3 separate regions of the Mus musculus genome follow, and regions 1 and 3 are each linked to region 2. Evidence: chromatin contacts called from ENCODE Hi-C or POLR2A ChIA-PET data. All regions are on one chromosome and are shown on one strand. The core of a region is the stretch at or near the end of the contact, and the rest is flanking DNA. Distances in the headings are between cores, read along the strand shown.

Region 1 (3,088 bases), core at 396-2,895, 38 kb before region 2:
GGGCTGGTTAATTTTTTTCCTGGGCTGGTTTATTTATTTATTTTTTAAAGGTAAGGTCTCGTTCTGTAGTACTGACTAACCTGGGACTATCCATCTTCCTGTTTCTACCTCATAAGTGCCACCTGGCCAGTCTTAACAATGTTTTACCTCCTTTTTTGTCTTTTTGGAGTGAGTGCCTCTTTACTTAGCCCAGGCTAACTTGAACTTTGGATTCTCCTGGCATGGAATCAACTACTGGCATAACAGGCCTATGCCAAAGCTACTCGTCCTAAATGTACTTTCTTATTCTTTTTTAAAAATTGCATATTTTCTTTATGTACACTTCAAAATGTTATCCCCTTTCCTGGCTTCTCACTCCCAGAAACTCCCTATCCCACCCCCTCCCCCTGCTTCTATGAGGGTGTTCCTCCACCCACCACTCACTCCCACCCTCAATTCCCCTACATTGGGGCATCTATCCAGCCTTCATAGGATCAAGAACCTCTCCTCCCATTGTTGCCTGACAAGGGCATTCTCTGCTATACATGTAGCCGGAGCTATGTGTACTCCTTGGTTGGTGGCTTAGTGCCTGAGAACTCTGTTGGTTGATATTGTTGTTCTTCCTATGGGGTTGCAAACCCCTTCAGCTCCTTCAATTCTTTCCTTAACTCCTCAATTGGGACCCCCAACCCCCTCAGTCCAATGGTTGACTGTGAGCATCCGCCTCTGTATTTGTAAGGCTCTGGCAGGGCCTCTATATACAGCTATATCAGGCTCCTGTCAGCAAGCATTTCTTGGCATCTACAATAGTGTCAGGATTTGGTGACTGTATATGGGATGAATCCTCAGGTGGGACAGTCTCTGGATGGCCACTTTTTAAATTCTTACTGGCATAGCTCAGGCTGGCCTGGAACTCACATAGATCGTCCTGCTTCTACCTCCTCAGTACTGAATAACCACATTCAACTTTAAGTTGTGTATTTTACACCAAGCCCATTAGAAAAAAAAAAAAAAGACAGACTATTATAGGATATCTAGTTTTAACAGAAGTCAAATAAATCCTCTTTTAGATTCTCAACATCAGCGCATTTGGAGCCTTTGCTTTAGACTGGGTCACTTACAACTTAACGGCCAAATGACAATAACATGGCAATAGTAACTGGACATCTGTTATTTATTAGAAGCCACATGTTTATGTCAGGCATTCTGATAAGTAATTTATGTCTTTAATTTCCAAAACGCCTTCCCTAGGTAGGTAGGCATTAAGAAAAAGAAGGCACCAATTAATTTATGTATGTGCGCTTCTGTGTGCATGCTACGACATACTCGTGGAGATCAGATGGCAACTGGGTGATAACATTCTTTCCTTTCACCTTACGGATCCTGGGGATCAGACTCAGGTCGTGCCGCCTAGCCACCATGTCTGCTCAGAGGAGGCATTTTTATCCCCATTTTACAGACGAGTAAACTAAGTTTCGTTGTAGTTACTGGCATTTCGTGGCAGAGTCGAGGCTAGGATGGTTTCCAAATTCTCCACCCAGCGATGCAGCAAACACCAGGGAACGGCGCACACACTAAAAAGAAACCGACGGCCACTACAGCCACCTAAAGAGAAGCATTAGGGGCCAGGCGCAGAAACCGGAAGGTGAAGGCGCCACCGGAAACCAGAGTACAGCTTCCGGCGGTGCGCAGGAAGTAACTCTTCCGCGCGTTGCCAGGTTATAACGTAGAGGGGCAGTAGAGTTTGCTCCGGTCTCGCGCACGAGGTGCTCGTGTCCCGCTGCCCAGTGCCCGCAGTGAAGATGTCCCACGCATCCCCGGCAGCCAAGCCCTCCAACTCCAAGAACCCGCGAGTCTTCTTTGACGTGGACATCGGCGGGGAGCGAGGTGAGCGGCGCGAACGGCTCAGCGGTTCCCTCGCCCGGGGCCTCCCTGCTGCGGTTCTCCTTGGCCCGCTGGCTGTTCGGCGGCTCGGGGCCTGGGATCCGGAGGGGGATAGCAGCCTAGGTCCCAGACGGAGCGAGCCCTGGCCTCCACGAGTCCAGATTGCGCCCTCTCCCTTCCGGTGGAAGTTTCTGGAAATTTCTACTTCTACTTTAGGGATCGTGGCGTCCCTATCGTTTGTCTCTTTTTGATCGCACTTCCCTGCAACCTTTGCATCACTACTTACTATAAAGTGAAATGATTTGACGAGTAGTGGTGGATAGTTCGGTATGCTTCCTGGATATGTGCCTGGGGGGCTCAAGACACGCCACGTGCCTCTTGGTACACGAACTACATTGGGAGCTACCAGATCATTTTCAAATTAGAGTGACTTTCGTGCTTAGTGCTTTTTCCTTATTACTGATTATAGTAGCAGTTTAAGTAGGCGATCGTTTGTGCTGTTTTGGCATCATGGAATTGAGCACTATGTCTGTATGGTTACCTAGGATTCAGAGCTAAGAAGCCCTAAGCCAGTGGCTTAACCGGTGGGTGGAGGAAACTCCTTGGAGGGTGGGTTGTTAAACGACCATTTCACCGAGTTGCATATCAGATATTTTCATTACTAATCGTAACAGTAGCAAACTTACAGTTATGATGAGGAACTATATTAAAGGGTGGAAGCATTAAGAAGGTTGAGAAACACTGTCATAAGCCCTCGTGTTGCTTTGTAACTCAATTGGGCTTTTCTGAAGCATGTTAGAGTTGTAGGCCAGACCTGCTGGGATGGGTACACACACGGGTATATATGCATTCACTTTGTTTTGTAACAGATTTTATTGTTAACTGTCTCTTGGATTCTTGAGAAGGGAACTGTTTCAGAGGTTACAAAAGGCAGTTTCCATAGAACACAGAGTGGACTATGTCTTCTGTTAGTTACTTAGCGATTAGAAATTCTGAGTGCAGGGCCCCTGAGATAGGTCAGCAGGTAAAGGTGTCTGCCACCAACCCTGAATCCCAGCGATTGTCCCATGATCTCCACACTACATGCCTCAGCCTCACACATAAAATAAAATTTTTTTAAAAATATTTTTTAAGGATTTATTTATGATTATATCTAAGTACACTGTAGCTGTCTTCAGATGCCTTCAGAAGAGGACATCAGATCTCATTTCAGATGGTTGTGAGC
Region 2 (3,430 bases), core at 358-2,857:
CCGTGGCCTCTGATTCCCACCAGAGAATTTTAAAAAGGTATAACGTTTATTCCTTTGCTTAAACGAGCATGGTATCTCTCATGACCCATCTGAACATTTAGGCATAAAGACAGAGTTCCAGTAGAAAGCAAAGTCAGAGTCACTGAACACCGGATCAGCCATACACGACATACTTAGCACATTTAGTTGTCACCACTAGAGGTAACACTGAGTAATGAAAATGTAACAAATTAGCGTTTAAAGAAAAGTCACTGACTAGATCCAAGACTGCATCTAAATTAGACTGTAAACTGATGGCTCTCAAAGCATACCATCTTCTGTGGATAATAGATGCTTGGTTTGAATATACACCATATTGTTTAAACAAGTATACAAATACTTGTTTAAAAATCCCACAGCCAAATTAACTTCAGTAAAGATTTATATTAAGCCAGTTACAACAGAATTCAAGATCCTCTAAACTTCTGTTTGAACGAGGGGGTTGTTTTTAAGTAAAAACTTAAAACTATCCTGCAACTGCTTTAAGAAACACCCATAACAGAAACGCCTGGTGTTAACTCTGGATAATGCAGAAAAAATTCCGACTCCAGACATAATTGGTAATATATGAGTTAATACGATATGAGAGCTCAGACTTCAATTAAGATTAGACTATTATGGCTGCAAAGTCAGGTCAGAGCCAAGGCGAAAACCCACACAAGTTTTTCTTTCTTTCCCATTCCTAATAAGGCGGCAGATAATACCTGAGCCTTGAGGTAAAGATTAGGAGCGGCATTTGGGGGAACTCCACCGAGGGGGCAGTGTTGACAATTTTCTCTTCTCATGACCTTTAACCTAGATGATAATTCTGCCAACTGGGGCAACTCCAAGGTCGGTAAGGTAGGGTCGGCCACCAGGCGCTGACAGCATTGACCTTTGCCCTAGTTTAGCCTAAGACAATAGACAAGGAAAGAGATGCTGGCAGTACCCCGGGTGTGGCCCCAGTCTTGTTTTGTCCCAACTTATCCACCTTGCTCCTTCTGTCCCCACCAGGAGTTTCGTCTCACCAGGGCAGGACAGCTTGGTTAGTCGCACCAACATGTTCAAAGTGACCCGGAGACTTGACCAGATACAAAGGAGAGAGGCGTGGGTCTGCGGCTTGCCGAGGGTGCTGGACTTCTAGGCTACGAGGGGCGCCATCACCTGCCAAGAAGCCCCGACTGCTCAGCTTCTGTCAGCGTCTGGGCTCTGCCGACCGCCCTTGCTTCGCGGCGTACCCGCCCCTCTTCTGCTTTGCGCCGGCGCCACAGAGGACACGAAGGCCAGTAAGGTTTCCGGGTCACATACAAGCCAGGAAAAGGCAGAAGACTCCATCTCCCAGTCATCCTCAGCCAGGAACCTAGTGTGCAGAAGAGGCCGACAAGCTCTCGCGTGTGCGCATGCGCCCTAGAAGCATAGCGAGGCTGATTTGCTAGGCATTCTGGGAGTTGTAGTGTTTAGCTCCTGGAGCTGTGCGCAGGAGCCTGGTGACGCCTGGCTTGATATCTGATTGGCTGTCTGGAAAAAATGAGACGTACTTGGGGTCCAGGGCAGAGACAAACGAGAAGATGGGGCGGGACTCCGTGTGGGAGGAGGCGGAGCCTATGGGCTTTGGGCGCGAGCGGTCGAAAGGCAGTTGGTGAGGGTTCGGTTGCTTGATCCGGTCCAGTAGCCCCAGCTCACTCCCATGGCTGACTCTGAGGAGTTTCGGGCTTCTTCGCCGCCGCCGCCGCCTCCCTCATCTCCGTCGTCAGGCGCCTCTTCGTCGTCCCTCAGCATGCCAGTGAGTTTGGGCTGGCGGGATCCGAGCAGGAGTCCCGGTCCAACCGTGGACCCGCTGGAGCAAGTGGAGCTGCAGATCGGAGACGTGAGTGTCGCCGTTGCGGCTGAGAGCTGATTGCAGCTAGGGTGCTCCTGCCTGCGGTTCTTGGAGTTGAGGGCTAGCCTCGGCTCTCTCTTCCCGCATCTTTCTTTCCTTCTCCTTCTGCTAGCGGTCATCCGCAGCCCCGCTGCCAGGATCCTCTCTCCGCCTCCTCCCATCCCTCGGAGCACTTTGGGCGGTCATAGCTTGCCTCCTTGCCCATTGGTGCTTTCTAAGGGACTCGAGCTTGTGCTTCTAGTTGGCCACCAGCCCAGGGCCAGCTGGTGATGCTGTTGTGTGTCGCTTACTTGGCTCTGTGTTGGACTTGAGTGGACCAGGGCTAATCACAGCCGGCAGATGGATTTGATAGGACAGTTTAGAACAGAATCTTGCAATGCAAAAATTCTGTAAAGTTTTTGTTCAATCTCGAATTCCCAGAAATAACTTCCTGACCCCAACACGTATAACGCTGAGGGGTTGGAGGGTCACAGCGGCACTTTATTTATTTATTATTAGGTATTTTCCTCATTTACATTTCCAATGCTATCCCAAAAGTCCCCCATACCCTCTCCCACTCCCCTACCCACCCACTCCCACTTTTTGGCCCTGGCGTTCCCCTGTACTGAGGCATATAGAGTTTGCCAGTCCAATGGGCCGTTCTTTCCATTGAAGGCCGACTAGGCCATCTTTTGATACATATGCAGCTAGAGTCAAGAGCTCCGGGGTACTGGTTAGTTCATAATGTTGTTCCACCTATAGGGTTGCAGATCTCTTTAGCTCCTTGGGTACTTTCTCAAGCTCCTCCATTGGGGGCCCTGTGATCCATCCAATAGCTGACTGTGAGCATCCACTTATGTGTTTACAGTGGCACTTTATAAGGACTCTTTGAGAGGGAGAAAGGACTGAAGTATGTAGCAGACAATCTTCCTGGAGAGGGTTGTGGAATAACCACACAAAAGATTTGGAAACTAGAACTGGCTGACAGGTTTTTATTCTTTTGTCAAAAGAGATGGCTGAAGTATTAGTCCAGGTCCCTCCCCCCAAACAATACAGGTTACAAATAAATGTGAACAATAAATGCTGACATGATATAAAAAAAGTGTTATTTTATATTTTTTGGTGAAGAAAGCATTTGATTTAAAAGTGAGTTTTTCATAGCTGTGTGTGATTTTAGATGTTCTGTCAGCTCAGCTTAGAGTATAAGTTCTTTGATTTTATTATTTATTTACTTATTTATAGCTCAAAAATAAGTGTTCATGGGTGAAAATAGTGGAACAGGGCTTTTCTTACTTCGTTACCAGGCAAAGTGAGGAAGTCCTTTGGATGGCTCTGCCACTTTTAGTCAAGAGGTTTCCAGGTTGCCTTGGGGAAATATATGAGAGTTGGATGTGTTTTCTGTTAAAAATACTGACTTGTCATATTCAGTGAGTATTTTTATGGCAGGTATTCTTCCTTAAAGTTACGTTATGAAAAAATTTAGAGGCTCTGAGTGCAGCTTGGGTAGAGCTGTGTGCCTCCCCTGTTCTGAGACTTCGGCTTCAAGAAAGAACC
Region 3 (3,085 bases), core at 158-2,657, 61 kb before region 2:
CCCTCCCTTTCCACTCATCATGCGGCATCAGCCTTCTAACTGATGAGGAAATTACACACTTTTATTCATCCGCCGGCGAGCTTGTCATACACTGCAAGAAAGAAGCTGCTTTTTTCGTGGCTTCACCCTTTCCAACTTCAAAATACTGTCACATACTCAGTGGGTTGGAGCTGCCTGCAAAATGACAGCTTACAGGCTCTGGGGCAGGGGAGACGCAGGTGACTCTCCCTCCAGAGACCCTGGAAGGTACACACCGGTCCCAGACGTGCTCAGACACGGGGGCATATGGAGAAATTTTGTGGGGCACCTGAGGAAAGAGGGCAGAGGATGGCGCAGGGCTCCCACCTGGGGAGACCTGGAGAGCAAGGAAGGAGGACGGCGCTGAGGTTCCACCCAGAAGGAGCAGTAGAAAAGGGACAGGGCGGTTCGCGGCTCTGAGACCCTGAAAGAAGTGGAAAGAGGAGCCCAACCTGGGAGAACCCGGCGAGGGAGGGAAGAGGATGCTGCTGGGTCCCACCCAGAAAGAGGGGCGAGAGAGGCGTGGGGTCCCACCCGGGAGGACCGGGACAGAGGAGAGTGAGAGACTGGGGTCTTTCCCAGGAGGATCTGGGAAGAAGGGACAGGGTGGCGCGGGGTCCCGCCCAGGAGGAGGGGACAGGGTGGCGCGGGGGTCCGGTCTCCATGCAGCCCGCCTGAGGCCTCCCTCCCGCTCGCACGCGCTCACCTGAAGGCCGGCTCCTCCTTGGGCGGCCGGGCCTGGGCAGACGCTGCGCCGCCGCCCCTTTTGTTGAAGAGCTTCTGGAGCAGGGTCGGGGCCATGGCGTGCACGCGGCGGCCCGGGCGGGCGGCCACGCTCCGGGACCCGACGGCTCAGCGCGCAGCCCACGGCGGCCGCGGCGGGGCCATGGCGACGGGGGCGCGGCCGCCCGGAGGGGCGCGAGCGCGGGACCGCTGCAGCGGACGGAAGGTGCGGCGCCGCGGCCGCCGGCCGGTCATATGACGGAGCCGGCCCGCCCGGCTGACAGCTCGCTCCCGCGGGAGGAGGAGCGCGGAGAGGGCAGCACGAGGGAGAGGGAGGAGCACGGGAAGAAGAGGAGGGAGAGCATGAGGGAGGGGAGGAGCACGAGGATGGCAGGGAGGGGGGTGCACGAGCGAGGGGGAGGAGCGCCGGGAGGAGGGAGGAGGAGCGTCAGAAGGCAGCACGAGGGACTGGGAGGAGCAAGAGGGACTGGGAGGAGCGCAGGCGATGAAGAGTGGAACGTGTTGGGAGGAATACAAGGGAGTGGGAGAGAGGAGTGGGCGATGGAGGAGGAGCGCCAGGGAAGCGGAGAGTGGAGCCGGGAGAGGCTCGTAGGGAGGAGTGGGGCGGGGCGTGTGGGGGGAGGGGGAGGAGCATAGAGGCCTAACGTCTCCATTGGCCAGCTTTACCCGCCCTGCGCCGACATCACTAGGGGTACGCCCGGAGTTATCACTCGCCGGGCTCTTACTGGGGCTAGAGAGTTGGGCGGGGTGCACGAGTCTTCACACACTTGACCTACTGAGCTCCAGAGCACAACTATGGAGGTTTTTGTTCTTTGGAAAGAAAAGCCCTTGAACTTGGTCCTCATTTTATCGGGTCCAGGACTCCCTAGCAGAAAACGTGGCCTGAGCTGGAGAAGCAACTTTAGTGCCTGACGTTGCTGCTGGGGATTCTGGCCCCTGCTGCATTTGAGGTCCCAGCAAGCAACTGCCGGAACCAGAGTAAATCAGCAGGCTCAATTTTGAATTTACAAACAGTTTATTCAGGTCACCGGGTTTTGTTTTGGTTTTTTTTGTTTTTTGGGGTTTTTTTGGGTTTTTTGGTGTGTTGGTTCCCACTGGTACATAAGTCACACAAAAGCTGTGCATGTACTAAGCCCATATGTGCGTGCGTTAAGCCCACATATACACACAAATGATTGCTTTCCTAGTTCGTGTTCACATTGGGCACATAAAAAAAAAAAAAAAAAACTCAATAGATTCTTTGATTTAGGGAAGCTGAGTGTGTGCTTAGACTCATTTGCCTGTGCTTTCACGCCTCAGACCCCCTGAGAATTTATTGTGCTGTGGTGCAAGACGTTAAAGAACCTGCGGTTATGAAGAGTCTGACCACATTCAAAACAGTTTATTAATCTGTTTTGCGGCCTAGAGCTCTAACGTGGTTCAGATGGTAGGTAGTAGAGCTAGAGTTAGTTACTTTTGAGTTCCACTCTGACTCCAGCAAATTTGAGGACGGTGAACAAATGACCCACCAAGATTTCTTAGACTTGATCAAAGGAAAGTTAAGGATGGAGAAACATGGCTCAGCAGTTACAAACATAAGCTGCGTTTGCACGGGACTGGAGATCTCTTCCCAGCAAGTGGATCAGAAAGCTCACAACCAAGTCCAACTCCAGGTCAGAAGTCGTCCTCCCCCTTTTGGTGCCCAAGGGCACTGCACTCAGAGGCACAAAGTTACACAATGCGCGCGCATGCACACACACACACACACACACACACACACACAGAGAGAGAGAGAGAGCGCTAAAAAGCAAAACAAGCAAACAAAAAAAGAGGACATTTAGACGTTTAAAAGCAAACATATTTCACAAATATAAGTAATCAAAAGAGGGGGTGGGGCATAGCTCTAATCTGCTCAAGGCCCCCAATCCAGAGGTTGCTTCCTGGTTTCTTAGTCCGGGTCTCTAGCACTGCCACATGGCTCTGTATGTGAAGAGGAACAGGGATATTGTGAATGCTTAGAGATGACAGGATAACAATGAAATGAAATGAAAACTGGGACTTGTGAGGGCTGTCTTCCACAAGCCGATCTATCAGTTCCTGTGACTTGTTTCCATATATGCATGCTCTGTAGTCTGTTTTAGTTTGATTTCTGTTATATTATCATAAATACTGCTTGTGACCTGCTGAAACCTGGTTCTCCTTCCTGAAGAAGCTAGAAGAAAAGCAGTTAGGAGTCGTTTCTTCCCTCCTAACTGAGATATAATTATTAATATTTAATATCTGGATATAATGTTACCACTATCTTGATAGAAGCTTGAAGATGAAACCAGGACAAGACATGGTG

What was found. Hi-C counts contacts between places; a loop is a spot of excess contacts on that map. ChIA-PET counts read pairs that join two places held with the same protein, here RNA polymerase II (POLR2A).
Region 1: POLR2A ChIA-PET joins it to region 2 with 29 read pairs in Patski. The contact joins the promoter of Ppid here to the promoter of 4930579G24Rik in region 2. A Hi-C loop is called at or near these places in 1 of 37 maps with a recorded cell type or tissue (heart). POLR2A ChIA-PET finds 5 or more read pairs at or near these places in 3 of 5 experiments (Patski and embryonic stem cell).
Region 3: POLR2A ChIA-PET joins it to region 2 with 31 read pairs in embryonic stem cell. The contact joins the promoter of 4930589L23Rik here to the promoter of 4930579G24Rik in region 2. POLR2A ChIA-PET finds 5 or more read pairs at or near these places in 3 of 5 experiments (Patski and embryonic stem cell).

What each region holds. Positions count from the first base shown.
Region 1 is chr3:79,589,692-79,592,779 of GRCm38, forward strand. It overlaps Ppid (peptidylprolyl isomerase D (cyclophilin D)), which reads left to right and starts at 1,646. Exons shown (of 10, transcript NM_026352.4): 1 at 1,646-1,866. The coding sequence starts at 1,782.
Region 2 is chr3:79,627,472-79,630,901 of GRCm38, forward strand. 4930579G24Rik (RIKEN cDNA 4930579G24 gene) reads left to right here and starts at 1,608. Exons shown (of 2, transcript NM_029482.1): 1 at 1,608-1,885. The coding sequence starts at 1,706. Etfdh (electron transferring flavoprotein, dehydrogenase) reads right to left here and starts at 1,296. Exons shown (of 13, transcript NM_025794.2): 1 at 1,047-1,296. The coding sequence starts at 1,080.
Region 3 is chr3:79,566,785-79,569,869 of GRCm38, forward strand. It overlaps 4930589L23Rik (RIKEN cDNA 4930589L23 gene), which reads left to right and starts at 1,408. Exons shown (of 2, transcript NR_152118.1): 1 at 1,408-2,414. It overlaps Fnip2 (folliculin interacting protein 2), which reads right to left and starts at 895. Exons shown (of 17, transcript NM_001162999.2): 1 at 725-895. The coding sequence starts at 819.